Regions from separate parts of the Homo sapiens genome. Here region 1 is linked to region 2. Evidence: chromatin loops called from intact Hi-C (ENCODE). Cell type or tissue: endothelial cell of umbilical vein. All regions are shown on one strand. Each heading gives the region's core, and the rest is flanking DNA. Links, peaks and the distances in the headings are about the cores only. Region 1 overlaps LOC105370504 (a long non-coding RNA gene). Region 2 overlaps LOC105370504 (a long non-coding RNA gene).

Region 1 (2,927 bases), core at 262-2,761, 53 kb before region 2:
GTTATAGCACATGATTATTAAGCCTATAAATACTTTGGCCAGAGTTTTTATAACACAGTCTTCTAGCCCACTCATCACTGTCACAGCCCTTCTTCCTAGGTGGAGTGATAGCATACAATGCCTGGAACTAGGCCATTTCATCTTGTCTCTCAAACATCTTTTAAAACCACTTCTAATTATTAGTAGTCTAGGTTGATATTTAATGACCTATTTTCCCATTAAAAAGCCCTTTTCACCTTAAGTGACTTCAATTTTTTTTCCACAGAAGAAATAAAACTGAATTTAAAATTCCAGGATGGAAGCTCAAAAGAAGCAGAATTACTGTTTTTTTTAGGCCAAAAAAGGGAAGAGTTTTGTAATTACATTGTGTTCCTGGCCTGTGTGATTGAGTTTTTTGCTTTGACTGTTTAAGAAAAGAAACGACATGGTAAGGTTGAAAGAGCACTTAATTTCAGAAGCCATGACCTTTGTCCAGGCTCGTCACATCGGTCTCTCTTAGTTTCCTCATCTAAATAAAGGGGATAGTTTCTGTCCTATATGACTTACAAGGTTGTTGCAATAATCACAGGAGATAATGAATGAGAATTAGATATTGTTATTATTTTCCTTATAATAAAATCATTTTCTGAACATAGTAAGTTTAGAGAGAGACTGTTTGATTTTAGCTAGTCAGATGTATTTTATAATGCTTTTATACCCTGTAACTAGACTGTTCCGAGTATTACAACCACAACATTGGAAGAAAGGAGGGCCATATTTCCTAGCGCTTTCTTAGGAGCAAGAAAGCCTTTCCTACAAGTTCCCAATGATACCCCTCTCCTGATTCATCGGTCAGAAGCGGCTAACATGTCCAACTATTAAACCGAACATTAGCATAGGGGAACGGGACAGCTAAAATTGGCTTAGACATATTTCCTTTGCATCCAATACCATGTTCAAGAGAGTGCATACCTGAACAAGACCAAAGTTTATTTCCCAAGAAAGAGAAACGGTGCTGAGGTTGGAGACCAAAAGTATCTGGTACAGTACTTACCAAACTCTACTAAAAATGGCCTGCCTACATGTCTGAATCCGTTACTCTCTAACTTCTGGGGCAAGAGAGGTAACTTGCTCTTATATCCCAAGCACCCAAGACAATTTCCAAAACCCAGTGGGAACTCAGTAAGCACTTATTGAATTTTATTACCAGATTTTAAATTCATTTTAGCTCTAAGGCACTATAAACATGTTTCAGTGGTAAGCTGACAGTTATTTCTATACTTCTCTTGGTGCTGGGTGGAGACTTATTAGGGAGGAAGAAACACCCCATGGTATGTGTAAAACTCCTGATAGCCTTCTGTGATTCTTTGATTTTTAGGATGATTCCATTTCACTGCCCCCTTTACGTTATTATCTAAAACCTTTAGAACTAATTAGAAGTGGGAGGATCAAAGATGATATATTTTAAATTTGCTTCCCGCCTCACCCACTTAAAGTAAAGAATCCTGCATAGCCCATTAAGCTGGAGGTACTTGCTGACAGGAAGGAAACCATCTGGTGAACAACTTCTGTTAATTATGTTGGAACATACTAACGAGAATAAAGAACAGCCCTTAATGACCTTCCCCTTGGTGGCAGAATCCACTGCAGAGTAGACAGTCGTGGCTCAGAGCCAAAAGTTAATGGTTAGTATTGGCACCGAACACTCAGGCTCACTAGGACTTAATAATCTCCCCTCGGTGGAGAAAGTATTTTAGGCATTCACAGCATAAATCCTCCTACCACCTGCATGTAACTGAGCTCCAAAATAGTCATTTAGGGCATTATTTGGAATCCCTTAGTAAATGTGAATCTGGGTGTTACCTTCTCTGTATCTTTGGACACATCGAATGAGGCCAGACAAAGGTTTGCATTTTGTTTCAACCAATAACAATATTTAAATATTTCCTGGCAAAGAACAGATGCAATTATTGCATATCCCAGAGGGATAAAGATACACAAAAATAATTATCCTCATTATGACCTGGATGAGTTAATTATTTATAATAATATTTCTAATTCCCCTTTACCCTTGGAAATCTAGACAACTCTATGTTGCCCAGCAAAAAGGCCGTTAAAGCTGTGGCATTTATATCACGAATTAGCTATAGGTATCAAAACATAGGTATTTTTGTTTCATTCATTTCTACTTGGTTTCAGAAATATTTTTAAAGTGGCTTACGTAGAATGACAAGACTAGGTAAAATTTAAAAGAAAGTTGTTTAAAATTTAAAAATTTAATATTAAACTTTAAAAAAAGTTTAAAAGGAAACAAGAGGTGAGAAAATAATTTATGGAAGCTAGTAAACAAATAAGCATATCATGAAATACTATGCCTTACTGGAGGTGGGCTACAAACTTGGCCTTAAGCTTCCTAGTAGTCCACTTAGAAAAGGCAAATACGTTAGTGGGCACTTGAGGGGCTTTGGAAAATGTTTTAAAAAACATCTCAAGCCTAAGAGTTTCCTAGTATTAAAAATACTTCAAGCTGACTGTATCACCTAGTACATTCACAATATGTATGCGTTTTTAAAAATCCTAGAAACTGCTGCTTCAAATCAGGTGGAAAATGTTATTTCAACAGAAATCTTAAATAAAAGATGTGTAACTATGAACTGTCAACATTTAACTTTTAAATTATAACAAATCTGTAAAGAATATAAATCTGTAACATATTAAAGTTTAATAATCCTAGATATTTGCCAAGAAAGGGCTTTATATATAATTTCTTGATGTATATTTAAGGCTTTTATATGTACACGAATATAATTTTTATGAAGGCAGGTATGTCCAAGAGAGTGCACAGAAGTAACAAAATAAAAGTTGTTTGTGCCTAAATCATCCCATCTGTGTCTCTTGGATAATACTCAATCTTCTTTGCAACCACATGCATCAAGCTATTGGCTAAA
Region 2 (2,927 bases), core at 265-2,764:
ATTGTTTTCAGGGTCACTTCCCTTTCTTTTTCCCTAACCACCTGCAAGCTGTTCCCTAAATGGTTGATTCCCTTAGTTCTCTCCCAGAAGAATCCAAAGTTTTTCAAAGACTCAGCATTGTCTACAAGAGCGAATTTCAAATCGAACGCAATTTTTAAAAATCCTCAGAGACTATTGTAAAACATGAAGATCCCTGGGCCCCACAGCCTAGATATTTTAATCTCATTGGTTGAGGTGAAGCTGCGAGTGTATGTTTTAAATGAGCAGCCTCCAGTTCAGCTGTAGGTGATCTGCACTTGGAAAAACTGTTCTACAGAATAATGTATATTTCAGGCCCAGAGAACTTCCTGGGCTTATGTCCCATATTAACTCCCATCCTCAAAGTTCACTCACACACTAGTTAGGCCAAGATCTAGCCTCTGTGCTCTTCTTTTCTCTCAGTTTTGAGTGTCCTTCCCCATCCCCCTGCCACATGAAATCTGTATGTTTTCAAGGTTGTGCACAGACACTGGCTCTGATGTCTGCCCTAAGATCCCATTTGGAGCTCTCTCCTTGAAGTTTCAGCAGAATCCTTTTTTTTTTTTCTTTTTTTTTTTCTGAGACGAAGTTTCGCTCTGTCTCCCAGGCTGAAGTGCAGTGGCACGATCTCCGCTCACTGCAAGCTCCACCTCCTGGGTTCACGCCATTCTCCTGCCTCAGCCTCCCAAGTAGCTGGGACTACGGGCGCCTGCCACCACGCCCGGCTAATTTTTTTGTATTTTTAGTAGAGACGGGTTTTCACCGTGTTAGCCAGGATGGTCTCGATTTCCTGACCTCGTGATCCCCCCGCCTCGGCCTCCAGAAGTGCTGGGATTACAGGCGTCAGCCACTGCGTCCAGCCAGCAGAACCCATTTTTTATGTCATTTGTCCCTCATCAAAACAGTTCTTGTATTGCATTTATTTTTTAGCCAATCAGTGTTTGCTATTAAACTGTTTTTTTTTACACTATCAGTGTTCACTATTATACTTAAAGGTAAGTATTATATTTGATTTATCTTTTAATCTTAGAGAGGGCTGTGAACACAGTAGCTGCTGAATACATGTGTATAAAATTAAACCTACTTAAATTATGTCTATCAGATGTATTTAAGGTTAGTTAAGCACCTCTCCTGTCTTCCCTCAGATAGCTGAAGTAGAAAGCATCTCTGACCTGGATGTAATACACAGCCCAACCAGCCAGAAATAAATGTTGTATGACTGCCTTCTGACCTGGCTGCTTACCTTATTTATCAATTTGAGCTCCAGAATCTTGCCCATAATAGATAAGTTATAATTACAAGTATCTAAATATAAAAATATTCAGAATTGTTCTTTAATGAGAAACCTTATAAAGGTATAAAAATATTAACTCAGAAATTAAATAATCCAATAATCAGAAAACTATGCTCATCAAATTAGCAAAAAAGAAAACTGAAAAGATTGATAACACTGTATATTACTAAGCAGATGGGGAACTGGGCACTCACATATGTGGTAAGAATACTGTAAACCAGAAGAACAGTTTTGGAGTACAATCTGACAGTTTCTATTCACATGTAAAGTGACCCAGAAATTCTACTGTTTTTGTGGTCTTTCCTAGAGAAACACAAATACGCAGAAAAATGCATAAAAATATTCATTGCAGCATTGAATGTAATAGCAAAAGTTCCACCAATAAGGGAATGGATAAATTAATGTCGGTATGGTCACACTATAGGATATTATACAGTAGTTAATAATAAGAAGCATCTACATATACATTATGAAAAGATCTTTCATATATCTTTGAGTTTAAAATAAAAGTTGCAGAATCTATATTGTAGAATACTAGATACTTACTTTTTAAAATGTGGCCCTAAGAGTTGATAAAATAATATCTACACTTAACTGCAATTGAAAAAGTAAACATATGTTTAAAAAGGTATGGAAGGCTGGGCACAGTGGCTCCCTCCTATAATTTCAACACTTTGGGGGGTTGAGGTGGGAGGACTGCTTGAGCCAGGGGTTCAAGACCAGCCTGAGCAACATAGGGAGATCCTCATCTCCAAAAAAACTTTGAAAACTTAGCCAGATGTCGTGGCACACACCTGTAGTCCCAGCTACTTTGGAGGCTGAGGTGGAAAGATTGCTTGCACCCAGGTCAGGGCTGCAGTGAGTCGTGATTGCACCATGGCACTCTAGCCTGGGTGACAGAGTGAGATTCATTCTCAAGAAAAAAAAGAAAAGAAAGAAAAAGGTGAGGAAGAATATGACACAAATGGAGGACATGAGTTACCCCTCCTAAGGAGGTGACTGTTACTGATATGGTGGATATGGAAGAGTCTGAGTGTATTTTAAATAAATTTGTATCATATGTTACGTATGTTAAGGAAATGTCTTATATGAATGATTTGTGCTATGAAATGACAAATACATTCTACTTCATATTTAGTATAGTAGAATACTGTATTATATGGTTAGCTTACTATACAGACATGATGTAGTTAGCATAAAGCTGCAGTTTTCGAAGTATGTGCAGTTTCTGATTGTAAGTCCCAATTCTTTTCACAAAAGACTGACACAAACACTTAACTAGTCTGTTGAAAACAGAAATCTGTATTTGGTGTAGTTATGCTCATTTTCTTCCTGTTCCCATGGGTTCTCTTCTCAATGTTCTCATGCCTGCATGCTGCACTTGTCCTGTATTATTATCCTCCTATCCCAGGATTAATGACAAATTACAAAAGTCCTTATTCTCTGCATCTACATACCCATTGCTTTGCTAATGAACCAGGAATGGCTGCACAGTACTGCAGCTCTCTGTCTCTCACTAACATGAGCTGCAGGTAATGCTTCTGAATGCAGTGTTCTCTGCACATGGTGAGGAAGAGAGGAATATTTTAAACTCTCTGTGCCTGGAAACGACACC

What was found. A loop is a pair of places that touch in the nucleus more often than their neighbours do. Peaks named below come from ENCODE experiments on the same cell type or tissue, not always from the same donor. Only the 100,000 strongest peaks of a DNase experiment are listed, where the experiment ranks them.
Region 1: it touches region 2 in a loop (5-fold over the local background); 2 of 110 quality-filtered maps call a loop at or near these places.

What each region holds. Positions count from the first base shown.
Region 1 is chr14:53,629,200-53,632,126 of GRCh38, reverse strand. The region is part of intron 2 of LOC105370504 (a long non-coding RNA gene); the gene reads right to left. Among named protein-coding and RNA genes, the nearest start is that of LINC02331, 220 kb to the left of the region's middle. In endothelial cell of umbilical vein, for the core only: no CTCF peak of the experiment used is centred there; a DNase peak (open chromatin) is centred at 1,636.
Region 2 is chr14:53,576,250-53,579,176 of GRCh38, reverse strand. All of the region lies in intron 2 of LOC105370504 (a long non-coding RNA gene), which reads right to left. Among named protein-coding and RNA genes, the nearest start is that of LINC02331, 270 kb to the left of the region's middle. In endothelial cell of umbilical vein, for the core only: no CTCF peak of the experiment used is centred there; no DNase peak of the experiment used is centred there.